Regions from separate parts of the Homo sapiens genome. Here all the other regions are linked to region 1. The links are chromatin contacts, found by Hi-C or POLR2A ChIA-PET in ENCODE. All regions are on one chromosome and are shown on one strand. Each heading gives the region's core, a stretch centred on a gene start or an enhancer-like site at or near the end of the contact. The rest is flanking DNA. Distances are from core to core; before and after follow the strand shown.

Region 1 (3,722 bases), core at 550-3,049:
AGAGATGTATTTACAAAATAGGCTGTACAAACAGAAACCATTTGCTGGGAGCAGATGTGGGAAGTTGATTCAAGAGAAATTGCCACAATAAATTCTGTTCCAACTCATGGGCAATGTGAATAAGTTATTGTTGGTTATAACATTTTTTTAAGTAAGTTTATTTCCTTGTCAATTCCTAGCTTTAGTTCCTAAACCAGGATTGTTAGCAATGGAGAAAAAAAAAAGTCCATAGCTGAAAAGTTTTCAAATGACTAGGATTCTGTGAAAAACTAGGTCTTAGCAAACAAAACATAGATGTTGTTATAAGAGTTTATTTCTTTCTCTGTATATTACACCTTTTCTGCAACGATTGTGTAATATTTTTATAATCAGAAAAAAAAAGGTAACCATCAAAATAAATTTAAAATGTAAACCAACTTCTGGTGAAATTTTTTGGGGGAAAGATCTAGCCATATATCCGACCAGGGTGCTTTTAACTGGAAACGGACATTTAACTAGGCTTTAAAACAACTAATTAAAAACAGAAAATGCACAGAACTCTCTCTGGCAGCCTCTGTGCTAGGACTTCCTGTTGCACCCCCCGATATCACAGCAATCTCTCCATGGAGATGACCCGCATGCAGGGCACCCATTTGCTCCCAGTGCAGAAGCTCCCGTGCACACAGTGCGCCACAACAACACTACTATTTAAAGGGAGAGGGGAAAAAGGTAATGCCAAAATACATCCTAGAGGAAGAGAAATACATCCCACCCCCAGAGAGTGCTCCAGGTGTTGAAATTTTGTAACCACTCCCCTCCCCCACCAGCAAAAGTTTTATTCCTCTGGCAATTCGGAGTAAAGCGAGCGTCAGGTAGAATTTCATTTTCATGATTTAAGTGTTGCTGCAGCACAAGGAACACACTATTTAAGTAACTGTCTTAAGATCTGGAGCAAGTGGGGGTTGGGGGTAGGCGTGCCCCTCAACGCACTTCAGGAGCCTTTCCTACAGAAACAAATCCAGTAAAATTAAGAAAGGCAAGGAGTTCTCAACTCAGCAGGGGCCCTGGTGGGAAGCAATTTATCAAAATTAAAATATTTCACAGATCATTTCTTCCGAAAAGTTTTCATGCTGTCAATAATCAACAATTATTTTCCTCTTGGAGTGGCAGCTACTGCCTCTCTGATAAAAAGCCAAGGCCTAGGAGTGTCAGGAGACCCTCGGAGCACGCCACCTGCCCCCATCAGCCGGGGTGCTGGCCGTGAAAGCCCCTGGGAGCCATCCTCCAGACAGGGCTTTCCAGAGTCGCCGCAGAGCCCGAAATAGACGCGCTCCAGAAAGCAGCCGGCCGGCCCCCGCCTCCCTCTCCGTGCCCAGCCGCCCTCCTCACTCACCATCGCCGCTCGCCTCGCGGCCGCCGCCCCCGGGCTGCTCGGGGCTCCAGGCCGACGCCAAGTTCAAACTTCGCCGCCGCTCCGAGGAGGCGGCGCGCGGCATCGCCGGCGGGGCCCAACGCGCTCAACAATGGGCGGCCCAGCAGCGCCCTGCGCCACCGCGCCACCGCGCCGCGGCTACAGCTGCACGGTGGGCCGGGGCAGCGCGGCTGGAGGACGCTGATCCCGCGCGGCGCGCCGAGGGTGCGGGGCGCTCGCCCACCTCTCGTCCCGCCCGGGCCCGCTCAGTCCACCCCGCGCCCGCCGCACCCGAGGGGCCGCGCTGGCTCGGCGCTGGCTCGGCGCTCGCTCGCCACCAGGTAATCCCACAGGAAGCCTCCCGGATTGGCCCGGGAGCTCAGGACCGGATTTGCATTTCAATGGCAAAGAAGGCTCCCTAAGGTTTGAAAACGGATTCTGGGGTGGAAGCGTCGCGCTCCACTCGCCCCTCCGCGGTCCTTGGGTCCTTACGGTATTAAGGGGACCGGACCGAAGCACACACCCTCAGTCCCTCTGCCCATTCAATCAGAAAGGTGCCTTAATTAACCTCCCCCCGTTGTAAAATGCAGAGGAATCCAAAAGCAAAATATCAACTTTAAGAAGCCCGCGCTCGCTTTTCAGAGGCTATACAGTTAGTAATTGATCAAATGAAGCATGAATGAAGCAAGGTAAAAAGTTCACAGCTAAAAAAAAAAAAAAAAAGCTCGCATTACAAGGAAAATAACCATCCTTTTTCTCAGCATGCCCTCTTCTCAGTGTAAGTCACAGCAGAGATGCAGGTGGTGGTGAATGCCGCTGAAGCCTTCCTTCCGGGCCTGTTTTTGTTTCCATAAGCATCGTCTCTGATTAGACAAGAGACGTGATTCTTTCGGTCGTCATGACTGTAATTTCGAGAGATTTTGGATTCAGCTTTGCAAACTTTGGAATTTTAGAAAATATATCCATTTGCATTTGTTTTGCATTTATGATATAGGCGTCCAGTTAATATTCTAAAGGAAGGGATGGTGCTAGTTTAAGTTTCATCTTTCTTCAAAGGTTCTTCCAGCCTCTTTCAACGGAGGTAGGAATTTTTTCCCCTCAGAGTCCTCTCTTAATTGCTCTCACGTGTCACCTCCAGAGATGAAAGTAACAGTAAGGTTTGAAATTGGCTTTATTCTCATTCAAGCAGAATCCCTGTTGTTAAATGTCCAGGTTCTATATTTAAGGTAATAAATATGCATATAGACACAGAGAAGACCTCACTAGGTAGGAAATAGAAACCTCCCTTACCAAACAGCTGATACCACATTTACCTTTACTTGTCTGTGCTCTTATATCCTGACAGAATGCAGGAGCATTAGCAGCCATGGCAACCACTGAATAAACCTCTTTACTGAAACCTTCATGGACAGGCTCCTCCCTGCCATAAAGTATTATCCTCCTTAAAATTGTATTTTGTTTTACCTATGGTATCACAAGCAGGTATCAACACATACACAGCTGTCACACAGTCATGGGGTAACCACAAACATTGTTGCTAGGCATTGGAAGCAGAGAGGTTAATATGGTTTGTTCTGTGTCCTCGTGTCCTGTGGCAATCTTGTTTGGGGGAGAGGGAGGTGATGTCCAGAACTTAAGCTTTGAAGAAGTGGTCAGCCCTTGCAGTTTATAACGCACATTGCCGCTGCCATTGCGCGTGGGGGGGAGTAAGAAGTATTAGCTGGAGAACACAGCCAGGAGCTCTGTGGGCAGAACAGATAAGGCCTCCTCTCCTGCTGCTGCTTTATCTTGTTTTCTAAGTGCTCTGGGTCAGGTGAAATCTCATAAGGGTGGAACAGATCCCTCTACTTCTGTGTGAAACATCACTGTAAATTGGTGATTAAAAACACAGTTTGGGTCCAAATCTCACCTCCCACACAGCATGGATGTTACACCAGTGAAATTCATCACTATGACCAGAGGTCCCTGGGCTTCCTTTGTAACATAGATTCTGGAAAAACACTTTTAACTTGTATCTGCAATGTAGAGGCATCATCCGATATTTTTAGATGGAAGCAAACAACTTGTCTCATGGGATCAAAAGTAAGACATGAAGAAATTTCAGCAACAATACAAAATTATGCTAATGTCTCTCTGCATGAGCTGGGGGTTAGTTTGCTCAACTGGTACCTCCGTTCTCCTTGTCTGTCCCTTCCTCCACAAGACGAAAGAATGACCTGAAATAGTTACACATATCAAGTGTGTGTATGTGTAAACTCCCAGCCACTATTAAAGATGTTCTCTGTAAAATCACACTGCCCTTTAGTTCCTGTCTTAAGACTGCTTTCAGAAA
Region 2 (3,722 bases), core at 721-3,220, 100 kb after region 1:
GCTAAGATTAGGGAATAAGATGAGGGTATTTATCCCTCTCCATACAAAAAATGATTTACACTTAACTCAGGAAATTACCTTTGATTTATATATTCTCTAGGTTGTAATTCATAACCGAAGGTAGATTTTTGAAATATAAAAATGTTCAATATCTATTTAGCTTTCCAATGTTCATTTCTCTTTAACAACTTCAACATTTATAAATTCACTTTGTGTCTACCTACCTATGGATCCATATTTTAAAATCACTTGCATATACACTATATTTTTAAGTGATTGCTGTAGACTTGTGTGATGATCATATTTCATCTGATGGGTAATGCCATTTCTGGTGCTTTTATTCATCAAAGCAGTAATTTTTATGTTTATATTAAATGTCACTAATGTGTTATTTTATTATAGGAAAATGTTTTTATAAAGACACTTTAGCTAACTGCTGAAAAAAATGGAAAACTCCAACTGGCTGTAATCATTGGAAGAAAAAACACACTTGAGGATGATTAGCACAGATTTTGAATGACCTGTTTGCCCTATTGCTGTTTATCACTTGAACAGAATCATTGAGAATGGGTAAACACCTTCCTTTCATGAAGGTGTTTACATCCTTGAAATTAATGAGGTGGGAAAAGTAGTCTCAGAACCTCTTTAGATTTATAAAGAGAACTTTACCCATTTTCAGAATGTTTTCAATGAAAAAAATTTAAATCCAAGGGAAAATTACCTTCCTTCCTATCACAACAAAACAGACAGGGTGAAAACACTAGTCCCAAACCACCAGTCTTTTTTATCAATCTTCAATTATTAAATCCTCAAGTTACAAATACGGTGACAGCAACCCCAGAGAAAAGACAGGATGGTCCCTGAAGTATGTGTCAATTGATTTACAAGTAAAATGAAATCAGAGCATAGTTAAGGATTAATCAGAATCACACAGAAGCACGTTCTTAAGCATCTCAACTGTTGCTTAAATGTAGGTGCTTGCATTTATAATCCGACCTTCTCTGAAACATAAAGGATGAGAAGAGTGAGCCAACCAATCAATACAATCCAATTTTGCTGTTGAAGTGCAATTCATTGATTCACCCATGTCGAACAAACCTAAAAAAGAAAAGCTGCCTTCATATCCCAAATAAGAAAGTTAAAGATAGCTTTAAAAATAAGTTATAATTAAAATTAGGCTGTAAATCCTGAGGTTGCATGATTGGAGGGAGCCAAGATGTTCAGGCTGACTTGGTCTTATTATACAAGTTAGCATATATATTTGTTGGCCTTAACTAAAAGTTACTTTACTCTGTTATCATTTGAGCTTCTCATCAAATAGGAAAAAGTGCCCGTTGCCTGAGAGGACTAGAGTCATTTGTCAAGCTCTCTCCTCCCCATGTACATGTTTCTTTATTCTTTTATATTATTTTGTCAGCATATCTGACAGCCCAAAACCTTGGTGATTTCATCACAAAGGCCTAACTTGAACAACTTCCCTACCTCTCTTTAGTTTACCTTCCCAATGCTGGCATTTCTGCCAACATCGACGGAGAAATAATGTCATCGAGAAATCGTTGGTTTAAAATGGACTTACCTTAAGGAAGTCTATGCCCAGGCAGGTCCATTGTCCTCAGTTATCTGTTGGTCATTTCTGTCCTGCGTGACACTGGGCCAAGGCTGGCCCACCGCGGGGGCTTGGTGGCTTGGGGGAGGTGGCCTAGAGGCACGGTTCTGGCCCAGGAAGGATCCGCAGGAGCCAGCCCGAGGAAGACAGAGCTGAGACACAGGTGTCTGACACCACAGACGCACCTCCGCTGGGAACCTGGGCTGCCCTGATTAGCCAAACACAAAAGGCAGTTTGAATGACTGCCTCCTCCCGGCCAATCGCCGGCCGCCTGCCTGACAGGAGCTGGCCCGCTGATGTAAGGGGAAGTCCACTCGGCCAGAACCTGAGAACCGGTTTCCACCGCGCTGGCACGCCGACTCCGGCGTGCATTCCCGCCGCCACTTGCAGGAGCTGCCTGTCGTGCTGTGGTGTCCTGCCCGTCCCCAACAAGTGTCGCTCTAGGGTCCTCTGACTCATAAACACGACGTGCTGTGAAGACCATTAAAGCGAAGGTAAAGAAGAACACAGCGTCGGCAGCTTTATCTGCCCTTCCTCCCAGCCCTGGCGAGTCGGGCTTCTTTGTAGCTAATTAAGTTCAATTTTTAATTAGCTATGTTTTTTGCAAGCAACAGTTTCTTCCAGACACTGGGAGAAGAGACAGGAACAATAAAGAAAGATCTTTCTACAGTCATTGTTCTCAACAATGAAATTCAGTATTATAAAAATCACCACAGACATAAAAATAGATCATTTATAATAAAGATGCTGCTCATAAAAAAAGACAAAACAACAACACCACATCGCATCTTAAAATTCAGCACAGTGGGGTGCGATGCAGCCCGCCTTTGTAGATGAAATCATAACAGGTTTCCTAAACTCCATCCAGTTACAGACTTTACTTAAATCTATCATCTGAGGCCCTGAAACCGCAATCCTTCGCAGCTGTATGGATAAGTAGTGCTTGATTCAAGTTTGGTATTTGCCCCAGACTGTAGGGGTCAGCTTAACAGTAACCATAGACACAAAGAGAGAGAGAAAGAGAAAAGGAACAGCACACACAGAAAGAAAATGGGACTCCAAGAGTGTCTGAGTTTATGGGTATGTAAATGTATTTTCCTTAGAGCCATCATGATGGGAAAATAATTATAGAATACACAGACAATTTATAAATTTCCTTGCAAAAGAATTTGAACAAGATTTGCAGGTTATTTTTAGGCACAGAAAGAAGAGAGAAAGGGAGCATGCCCCCCTCCCCACACACACAGAATTCTGAATTCACAGTGGCATTATTTTCTACCAGCAGTAGTAATCATTCCAAACACCAACAAAGTCTGAAGCATCCTCAAAGTATCATTGCATTTCAAAGGTGATACTAATTTTATTGAAAGATTGTTCCTGTTTTAACTAGAATGTCTGTCTCTCTAGAATGTTCCACTTGAATTCCAGAGTTATTTATATCTCTATAATGTGAAATCTAAGGAAATGAAATTGAGGCAAATGTGGGATAGGAATGGGGTGGGGCACAGAATCATCTTTCAAAAGAAGAGAAGCCTCCCACTAGATCTGGCATCATAGATGCATTCGTTCAAAAGTAGCCTCCTTTTTTCTTAGGAAAGCACTGTTCTTATCCCAGCTTTATGTTTTCCTCTCCCCACCATGCAACCTCCCCAAAACACCACCACAGAGTGGAATTTCCTTCCATCATAGGCTACTCCCAGCAAGCCAGAGTTCAAGAGCAGCCAGGCCGTGCAATTCATTTTGAATATGTCAAATTTAACAACCTCCTGCTGCAGACCAGAGCTCATCTCCACTATGCGGAATGACGAATGGTCATGTTTGACGTTTGTTTATCACAATCAGCCGGCTAGTATGGGAACGCCATTCCTGAAAAGACCAGAACATTCACAGTAGTTTAAAGGAGCCAGGAGTGGACTCATTTGTGTCACCAGTCACTTCCTCATAGTCCAGCTCTGTCCAATTTAAGCTCACTTCAGATCCACTCTGCTCCAGATTCTCTGTGACAACATCCTCAACAGGTTGTGTTGGCTCAGGGAACTGTGTATATTGCATACACAGTCCTCATGGATGTTATGTTGTTACAGTAAAAGAAATCTATGTGACTCTTTTTTTTTTT
Region 3 (3,722 bases), core at 712-3,211, 77 kb after region 1:
ATCCCATTTCCTCAGGAGTGAAGTTGAGCATGCAGCATGGCCAATAAAAAGCTGTAGCTGAGTGACCAGCTATCCCCCAGCCCTCTTCTCAGATATGCCCACTACTTGAACCTAGGTATGGCCCTCTCTTCCTTGCTATCAACATTATAACAAGAGGAGTCGAATGGAAGTTGAAGACAGGTTTGAATGGGTGACTTCCATCGAAGCCCTATCTGAGTTTTCCAATTTCCATGCCGAACTGCACATCTGTAGTATGTTCCCAAGACCACTTGAGGACTTTTTATCAAAGCAAAGGAGGTGTTAATGAGACGGATAAGATATTTCTCATGTACTGTTGGTACTTGACTCCTTTCAACTCTGCTAAAACACTAACAATCCATGGTAAATGCTTTATGTGAGCTCTGCATGTGTTCTAAAACTTGACAGCATAAAATAACAGCTTGTCTTGGCTATGAGTATGGACAGCAATTATTGAAGGTGGAGTGTTGAGGACTCACAATTTCAACTTTCTAACAATTAGAGCCATGAAGATAAGAAATGAACTGACTTGTCCAGTAGTGGGAAACCATGCAAGGAGAGGCTGGGTAAGCAGAAATACTGTAGAAGAGTTCCCTGCACTGGACCTAGTGGTGAGGTGGGAGTTAGGGATATTTGAGGAGGAACGCTGAACCACCTGCCTATCCTACAATGCCCCCACCAACTCGTTATGCTGGGAATTCTCCCTTCTGCCTCTGTTTTGTTTTGTTTTTATAACATAGAAGTTGACTGACTTGGTGTTTACCCACCTCATAAGATGCTGGGATAGACTGATATTACATGGATTCAACTCTAACTTAGTTGGCTATTCAATAGTGTCTACTTTTATTTTTTCTTTAGAGACAGGGTCTTGTTCTGTCCCCCAGGTTAGAGTGCAGTGGTGCAATCATATAGCTCACTGCAAACTCAAACTCCTGGCTTCAAGTGATCCTTCTGCCTCTGCCTCCCAAGTAGCTGGGACTACAGGAGCATGCCACCACATCCGGCTTCTTGATTGATTGATTGATTGAGATGGAGTCTTGCTATGTTGCCCAAGCTGTTCTCAAACTACCGGGCTGAATGGATCCTCCTACTTCAGTGTTCCAAAGTGCTGGGATTACAGGTATGAGCCACCATGCCCAGCCTACTTTTTAAAGTATTTGTAACATGTAACTAAATCTTGCCTGAAATAATATCATTATTATACTACATTATTTTTCAGTATAGAAAGTTTAATAATAATAGCAGCTGATATTTTATATGAAGACCACTAAAGCTCTGGCCAAAAGAAAACACTTTTAAGTCTGACAGTAATCCCTTTAGAAGCTACTTAGCATCTCATAATGTTGGGCCCTGGGATTCATTCTCAATTTAAAGGGAGTTAAAACTTACTGACTAACACACCAGTTAGGTCTTCAGATTGTCTCTCCAAAGTTTTAAGTATTTCTATATCATGAGTACTGCTTCCACTTATATCTTTTTTGGCTAAACAAACTAGTTCTATAACTAATATCATCTTCCAACTAGCCAGAGGTTTAACTAGAAAATCCTGCCATAGGAGAGAAGCAGGATACATGCAGCTGCACACAGATTAAAATTTTGCTCCTTCCTTTAGATGTATAATATTATTACTGGATACTGCCATATGTGGATGGAAAAATATACCTCCAAATCAAAAGGCAGAATTCCCTCTGAGCGGGTTTAGAGTAGAGGAATAGAAACACTTGGGTTTTACAACAATGAGAGGAGGCAGAGGCAAGCAGGGGGTTTGGATCAGAAAGAACTGTGTCTGAGCAAGTTTTTCCTTGGAGAAAATGAAAACATTGTTCTAAGAATATTTCAAGAAGGAAAATGTGTGTTATTCAACATGGAACTGATTCAGCCTGTGTTGAACAAACAAACTTCCATGGCTGATGATCCGGACACTGGGTGAAGATGATAATCCTTTCAGGTATGATTCGCCAGAAACTCCAGAAGCTGGAGCCAGCACAGGGTGTGCCTGACGGGCAGTCTCCCCAAGTCAGGCTGATCCAGAGGCTGGGCATGTTCCGTGTGTTTCCTTGTAGAGTTCCTGGTATGGCGTGCACACTAGGTAAATATTAAAGAACTTTCCTCTGCCTAGCTTCATTACCCAAGGACACTGTGACCTTAAGAAGTTCTTATCAATGGAGGGCAAATATAAAAACAGTAAGGAGTTTGCCCTAAATTACAGCCAGAAAGTTCACTACGTAAAAACTGGGAGTCTCAGTTTCTTCAGGGAGCCAGGATGCCCCTTTAGCATCCAGGAATGACTTCCTATCACCCCACCGTTTTCTCACTTTTGCTAAATTGACTCAAAAGGAGGTGGCTCCCTTGTGCCCCTTCACCCCTGCCATGGCTCTTAGAAAAAAATCCAGCATTCCCGATAAGAAATAACCAAAACAACGAGATCGTTTGAATTCCACTGAGACCAATTCATCATGCAGTGTTAAAAAAAAAAAATCCTTCACACTCTCCAAGTTAAATAATCAGAATGAGAACGCAGACTTTAAGAGAGAGAGAGAGAGAGACACAGAGAGAGGGCGCACAAAGTCAACTGGAATTTGGGAGCTGAGGCAAGAAGTAACTTTAAAAAAATCATCTTCAACTCACTTAAAGATTGGTAGTGGTGATGGTTGCACAACAATGTGAAGGTGCTTAATGCCACCAAATTATACACTTAAAATGGTTAAAATGGTCAATTTAATGTTATGTATACTTTACTGCAATTTTTTTAATGGGAAAAAAATCACCTTAGAACTCTTCAAGCAAGCCCCTCCCCCATCCCTATCCACAGTGGAGGACAAATGGGTTGAGATTGTTGTGAAATAGTTTCTCATTTGAGGGAGGGCTACTGAACTTGGAGGAAAGCAGCCCCTCTCGTCACCAATTGCCTGAATCTTAACCCCCCAGCTGGGTCTGGAGAAAACATGTTCATCAGTGAGAACCTGCACACGAAATCCCTGACTCACCTTTGACTTTGGATCTCTCAATCAACAGAATAGGGAGATAACCTTAAGATCTGGAGAGGGGTAACGGCAGGATCCCTCTACACGGATGCCAACAGCTTTAAAAATAAAACCCAAATTACAGAAGAAATCATGGAAAGGCTGGGAGTGGATTCCCAAAGGTGTACATTAGTGGAAAAAACACACATATGAACAAAACAAGAATCAAATCACTACAAGAGTGTATCAAGATTTGTGGATATTTAGGAAATATATAAAAGTGGACAGCGGAAGACGAGGGGATGCAGTTATTTCAGCAACAAGAGGCTTCATCTCCAAATTTCACATTAATACATAAAGTAAAACACAAACCACTCTACTTTTTTTTGGTGTTTCAATATAATCTTCAAACCAGAAAAACTCTCAGTCTGCTAAAGGTTACTAAAAATCAAATTCTGAAGCTATGGCCACTTTTTAGGAAATTCAAAATTACCAGAAATGAACAGCTGTGATTTTGCTAAACAAAGAAAACCTTTCCACAAAATGCCAACATCTAACTCATACCTCGATGGCATATCACTCAATGAGAGTGAAAAAGTAAACATTTTCTGAAATGAGGGTGATTTTTTTTGGCTAGACAACTGCCACATGGTGGTTATCTTCTCTTTTAGTTTTACAATAAGGAAAGACAGGCACTGGCTTATTTGCTTTGGTTTGACAGATGATGGTCAAGCGTAGCTT
Region 4 (3,722 bases), core at 483-2,982, 64 kb before region 1:
CTCGGTGGAGGAGGTGGGGGTGGGGGAAGAGGTTCAAATGTGGGGCTGGACGTGGCCTTGGGGTGCGGATCCCTCACAAACACTTCGTCTTCATAATCCTCATGAGGTGGCGGGGAGTCCCGCAGGACAGACTCAGATATTCGGAGGGAGATCCTCCCTGGAGTGCTCGGGGCCCCAAGAGGTGTGTCTGGGTCAGAAGTGCTGCATAAACTTGGAAGACTCTGCTGTTTTTGATAGTGCTTCAGGTTTGCAAAATCAGGGGCTGAGGATTCCTCAGGAAGGCTGTCCTCTCTGGCTGCGTGGGCCCACTTTGCTCGAGAAGGAGGTGGCCACTGAGGCAGCGAGACCCTCTTCCTCGTTCCCTCTTCTACCCCATGCTCTGGGCCATCGCCCTCACAGCCTCTTGGACCGGGAGGCTGGGTCAGGGTGTGACCATTGCTTCTGTGCATCATGGCAGGGGTGTAGGGCGGGAGAGGCTGTCGCCCTGTCTGACCGTCCTGTGAGCAGTAGCCAGAGGGAATGGCTGAAGGCAGAGGGGTGCCAATTGGGGTCAGGGGTGCAGCCCTGGTGTCTGTGACCAGCCCTTGCGTTCCTGCCAGTGGTGGCCTGGGGCAGGGTGTCCTACTGGCTTGCCTCTGATGGTCCAGGGTTCCAGGACATTCACTAGGAACGGAGGAATCACCAATGGCTTTGCAGCCTGAACCACCCCAACGAGGGGTGAGATGGTGGAAGAGCGGCAGCATCTCTTCTTGGCCTCTTTCTGAACAACTGAGTGACCTGGAACGGCACACAGACAGGAGGGTTACAGCTCTGAAGAAAGGGGCAAACATGCAGCCCAATGCTCCTTACATAGATGAGAAAAGCATTTAAGAGGAAGGAGGACCTCTTTTCCTTCCCCCAGAAACTGCACACTGTCTTCCCTGGCTGCTCACAGGAAGACCCAAGTTAAACCAGTACTAGGCAGGCATAAATTCCTACAGGAAAATGTCACATGGAATGACTGGGTTCACAAGGCATTTTCTTTTATTAACCCTCTCACCGCCCCCACATCCTGTACACACCATGCAACATAAGGCAGCTTTTGAGGACAGGCTTCAGGCTATAAAAACAAACAGTACATTTCTTCAGCCCCTTTTAGGACTACTTCAGGAAATAGCTCCCAGCTCTGGGGAAAAATAATGCTGCCTTCTTCTCTCCCAGTGCGATCCCCACGGGGGAGGTCTGTTTTGAAAGCATTTGCATGGGCTGCTGAATTTGAAGGTTTTATTTACAACTTTTGCTTACTCTCCTAGTGTTTTCATTTCATCTGATGAAAAATAAAAAGGAGGGGGAGAGTCTCACCTAAGGAGCTAATAAGCAGTTACCTCTGGAGAAAGAGGCTGGCAATAATAAGCAAATATAGTACATGGTGATTTAAACAACTGTACGCTAGACTCCGAGGAAAAACCCAACAATTCGCAAAACTTTTGTTATTGTGTTCTAAAGGAGAAAAATCCACAAAACAAAACAGAAAAAAGAGTCTGTGGCACTACCTGCTATGCAAGAGTTAATGTGAGGATAAAAAGCTCTCCAGCAAACCCACCGTGATTTGTACATTCCCTGTCTGCAGTTCCCTGACTGGCTATGTGAGTGGATCTGGAGTGCAGATGGCACATTTCATCTCACAGATCTGACTCCTCTGAGGGAGTGGTGACTCAGTCCCACATCAGAGCAATAACACAGGGCTTGCCACAAGATCATCCAAGTGCCAGGCAAACAGAATGCAGCATGTGGTGGAAGAAGATGGCAAAGAACCAAATTAGCTCTTCTCATGCCTTTATTTTTCCTTTATTATACATAGATGCAGATGATGGAATAAAGGGCCCACCTCTCTCTCTGATGCAACCCCTCCCTTCCCATGACCAGTCCCTTTCATTCAGACATGGTTTCTTTACCAGGAACCTCTCCATAGAGAAGTGTAGCCACTCTGCACTTCCTGGTGGCTTCCCGCTGGGGATGCTCTTCACTTCTGTCTCATCCATCCTGGCATCCCCAGTACCTGCCACCAAGTACCCCCTCAGCAAATGTCTGTTGAACAGTGACGTCTCCTTTGCCCAGCTGCTCTCCAGACTGTAGCATACAAACTGTTTTTAAACCCAGCATCCTTTAACAGGATGTGGAGTCAGTTGAAATCTGATGTTTTAACGACTAATTCAGATGCCTTTATTTTATTTATTATATCTTGAGGCTTTTCTAAAGGGGAAGACATCACTAAAACATACAATAATATAGCACTTATCCTTTAAAGATCCAGCCCAATAGACTTTTATATGATGTTTTTAGTTTGTGTGACCTTAGTTTACACAAACTATACTAAAGTGGCATTTTCTTTTTGAAGATAATATCAGTGGTAAATGCTTAGCTTGGTTGAGAATGCTTCTCCGTGGTGATTATTTTGTGTTTTTAGGAATGAAGTTTGGGATAAAAAAAGACTTTGTTCAAGTCCCTTTTATAATAGAGTGTGAGAGGGTCACCCAGAGTCTGCTGATATGTATCCAGGAATCCTACTATTCAAGAATGGATTTTGAGAGCAATTAGTCTCACCTTTGTTTTGTTTTGCTTTAAAAAAAAAAAGAAAAAGCATTTTTAAAAAATTGTGGTTAGAAAAAACAACATAAAATTTCATCTTAACCATTTTTAAGTTCAGTAGTGTTAATATGTTCACACTGTTGTGAAACAGATCTCCAGAACTTTCACAACTTGCAAACCTAAAACTATGTACCCACTAAATAATAACTCCCCATTTCCCCCTCCTACTAACCCCTGGAAATCACTATTTTGTGTTTTGTGTGAATTTGACTACTTTAAGTACTTCATACAAGTGAAATTATACAGTATGTCTTTTTGTGACTGGCTTATATTTCACTTCACGTAATGTCATGTTGAAGCATGTGGCAGAATTTCCTTTTTAAGGCTGAGTAATATTCCATTGTATGGCTATACCACATTTTGTTTATCCAATCATCTGTCATGAGTAGACATTTGGGTTGTTTCCACCTCTTGGCTATTGTGAATAGTAAATACAGCTGCTATGAACATGGGTGTGAACATGGGTCTTGGAGACCCTGCTTTCAATTTTTTTGGACACATACTCTGAAGTGGCATTGCCAGATCATATGGTAGTTCTATTTTTAATGTTCTGAGATCTCCATGCTGTTTTTCATACGGCTGCACCATTTTACATTCCCACTAACAGTGTGCAAGGTTTCTAATTTCCCCATATCCTCACCAACACTGGTTGTTTTTCGTTTTTTTAATTGCAGCCATTCTAATGTGTGTGAGGTAAACATCTCATTGTGGTTTTGAGTTCTCTGATGATTAGTGGTGTTGAGCATCTTTTCAATGCTTGTTGGCCATGTGTCTGCCATCTTTGGATAAATGTCTAAGTCTTTTGCCCATTTTTATATAGACAAGTAAATTTTTATGTTTGAAATTAACAAGTGAATGTCTGAATTTAGTTGGATTGGTATCCTCTAGTGTTTTTCTTTAAAATGGAGATAAAAAGAGTGGAGAATGTTTGAAAACAGGAAAGAAGTATATAATAATGACAACTATTGTCTCTTTGTGACCCATGAAGGCATCAAACTCTCATAAAACTTGAACAGTGCAAAATCTCTACTTTTCTATAAATTAGAACATTTTATGTTTTTTAAAAAGCACTAATGTAAAGTCTGAATTTCATG

The links. A loop is a pair of places that touch in the nucleus more often than their neighbours do. ChIA-PET counts read pairs that join two places held with the same protein, here RNA polymerase II (POLR2A). Pooled maps may share reads with other maps.
Region 2: a map of mammary epithelial cell shows a loop between it and region 1 (6-fold over the local background). The contact joins two enhancer-like sites. A Hi-C loop is called at or near these places in 6 of 168 maps with a recorded cell type or tissue (Calu3, PC-3, ascending aorta and 3 more) and 11 of 50 pooled maps. POLR2A ChIA-PET finds 5 or more read pairs at or near these places in 11 of 52 experiments (BJ, Caco-2, H1 and 6 more).
Region 3: a loop to region 1 is called in a map of ascending aorta, with 1.9 times the contacts of the local background. The contact joins two enhancer-like sites. A Hi-C loop is called at or near these places in 7 of 168 maps with a recorded cell type or tissue (Calu3, PC-3, aorta and 4 more), 9 of 37 single-sample maps with no recorded cell type and 10 of 50 pooled maps. POLR2A ChIA-PET finds 5 or more read pairs at or near these places in 5 of 52 experiments (BJ, MCF 10A, Panc1 and 1 more).
Region 4: a map of ascending aorta shows a loop between it and region 1 (2.2-fold over the local background). The contact joins two enhancer-like sites. A Hi-C loop is called at or near these places in 11 of 168 maps with a recorded cell type or tissue (MCF 10A, Right ventricle myocardium inferior, aorta and 7 more), 1 of 37 single-sample maps with no recorded cell type and 16 of 50 pooled maps. POLR2A ChIA-PET finds 5 or more read pairs at or near these places in 4 of 52 experiments (BJ, CD4-positive, alpha-beta T cell, H1 and 1 more).

Annotation. Positions count from the first base shown.
Region 1 is chr4:76,687,353-76,691,074 of GRCh38, reverse strand. All of the region lies in intron 2 of SHROOM3 (shroom family member 3), which reads right to left. Among named protein-coding and RNA genes, the nearest start is that of SHROOM3-AS1, 110 kb to the left of the region's middle. RefSeq lists a silencer at 1,399-1,578 and an enhancer at 1,492-2,014. Within about 2 kb of position 1,799, at least 21 of the 41 ENCODE cell types and tissues checked have a DNase peak (open chromatin) inside an H3K27ac peak, as active enhancers do; they include PC-9, ascending aorta, mammary epithelial cell and 1 more, where a contact is called at or near this core.
Region 2 is chr4:76,584,324-76,588,045 of GRCh38, reverse strand. All of the region lies in intron 2 of SHROOM3 (shroom family member 3), which reads right to left. Among named protein-coding and RNA genes, the nearest start is that of MIR548AH, 11 kb to the right of the region's middle. RefSeq lists an enhancer at 1,670-1,739. Within about 2 kb of position 1,970, at least 22 of the 41 ENCODE cell types and tissues checked have a DNase peak (open chromatin) inside an H3K27ac peak, as active enhancers do; they include PC-9, ascending aorta and mammary epithelial cell, where a contact is called at or near this core.
Region 3 is chr4:76,610,095-76,613,816 of GRCh38, reverse strand. All of the region lies in intron 2 of SHROOM3 (shroom family member 3), which reads right to left. Among named protein-coding and RNA genes, the nearest start is that of MIR548AH, 36 kb to the right of the region's middle. Within about 2 kb of position 1,961, at least 11 of the 41 ENCODE cell types and tissues checked have a DNase peak (open chromatin) inside an H3K27ac peak, as active enhancers do; they include ascending aorta and prostate gland, where a contact is called at or near this core.
Region 4 is chr4:76,751,366-76,755,087 of GRCh38, reverse strand. SHROOM3 (shroom family member 3) reads right to left here. Exons shown (of 11, transcript NM_020859.4): 7 at 1-777. The region is part of intron 1 of SHROOM3-AS1 (SHROOM3 antisense RNA 1); the gene reads left to right. Among named protein-coding and RNA genes, the nearest start is that of SHROOM3-AS1, 49 kb to the left of the region's middle. RefSeq lists a silencer at 878-1,172. Within about 2 kb of position 1,732, at least 10 of the 41 ENCODE cell types and tissues checked have a DNase peak (open chromatin) inside an H3K27ac peak, as active enhancers do; they include ascending aorta, where a contact is called at or near this core.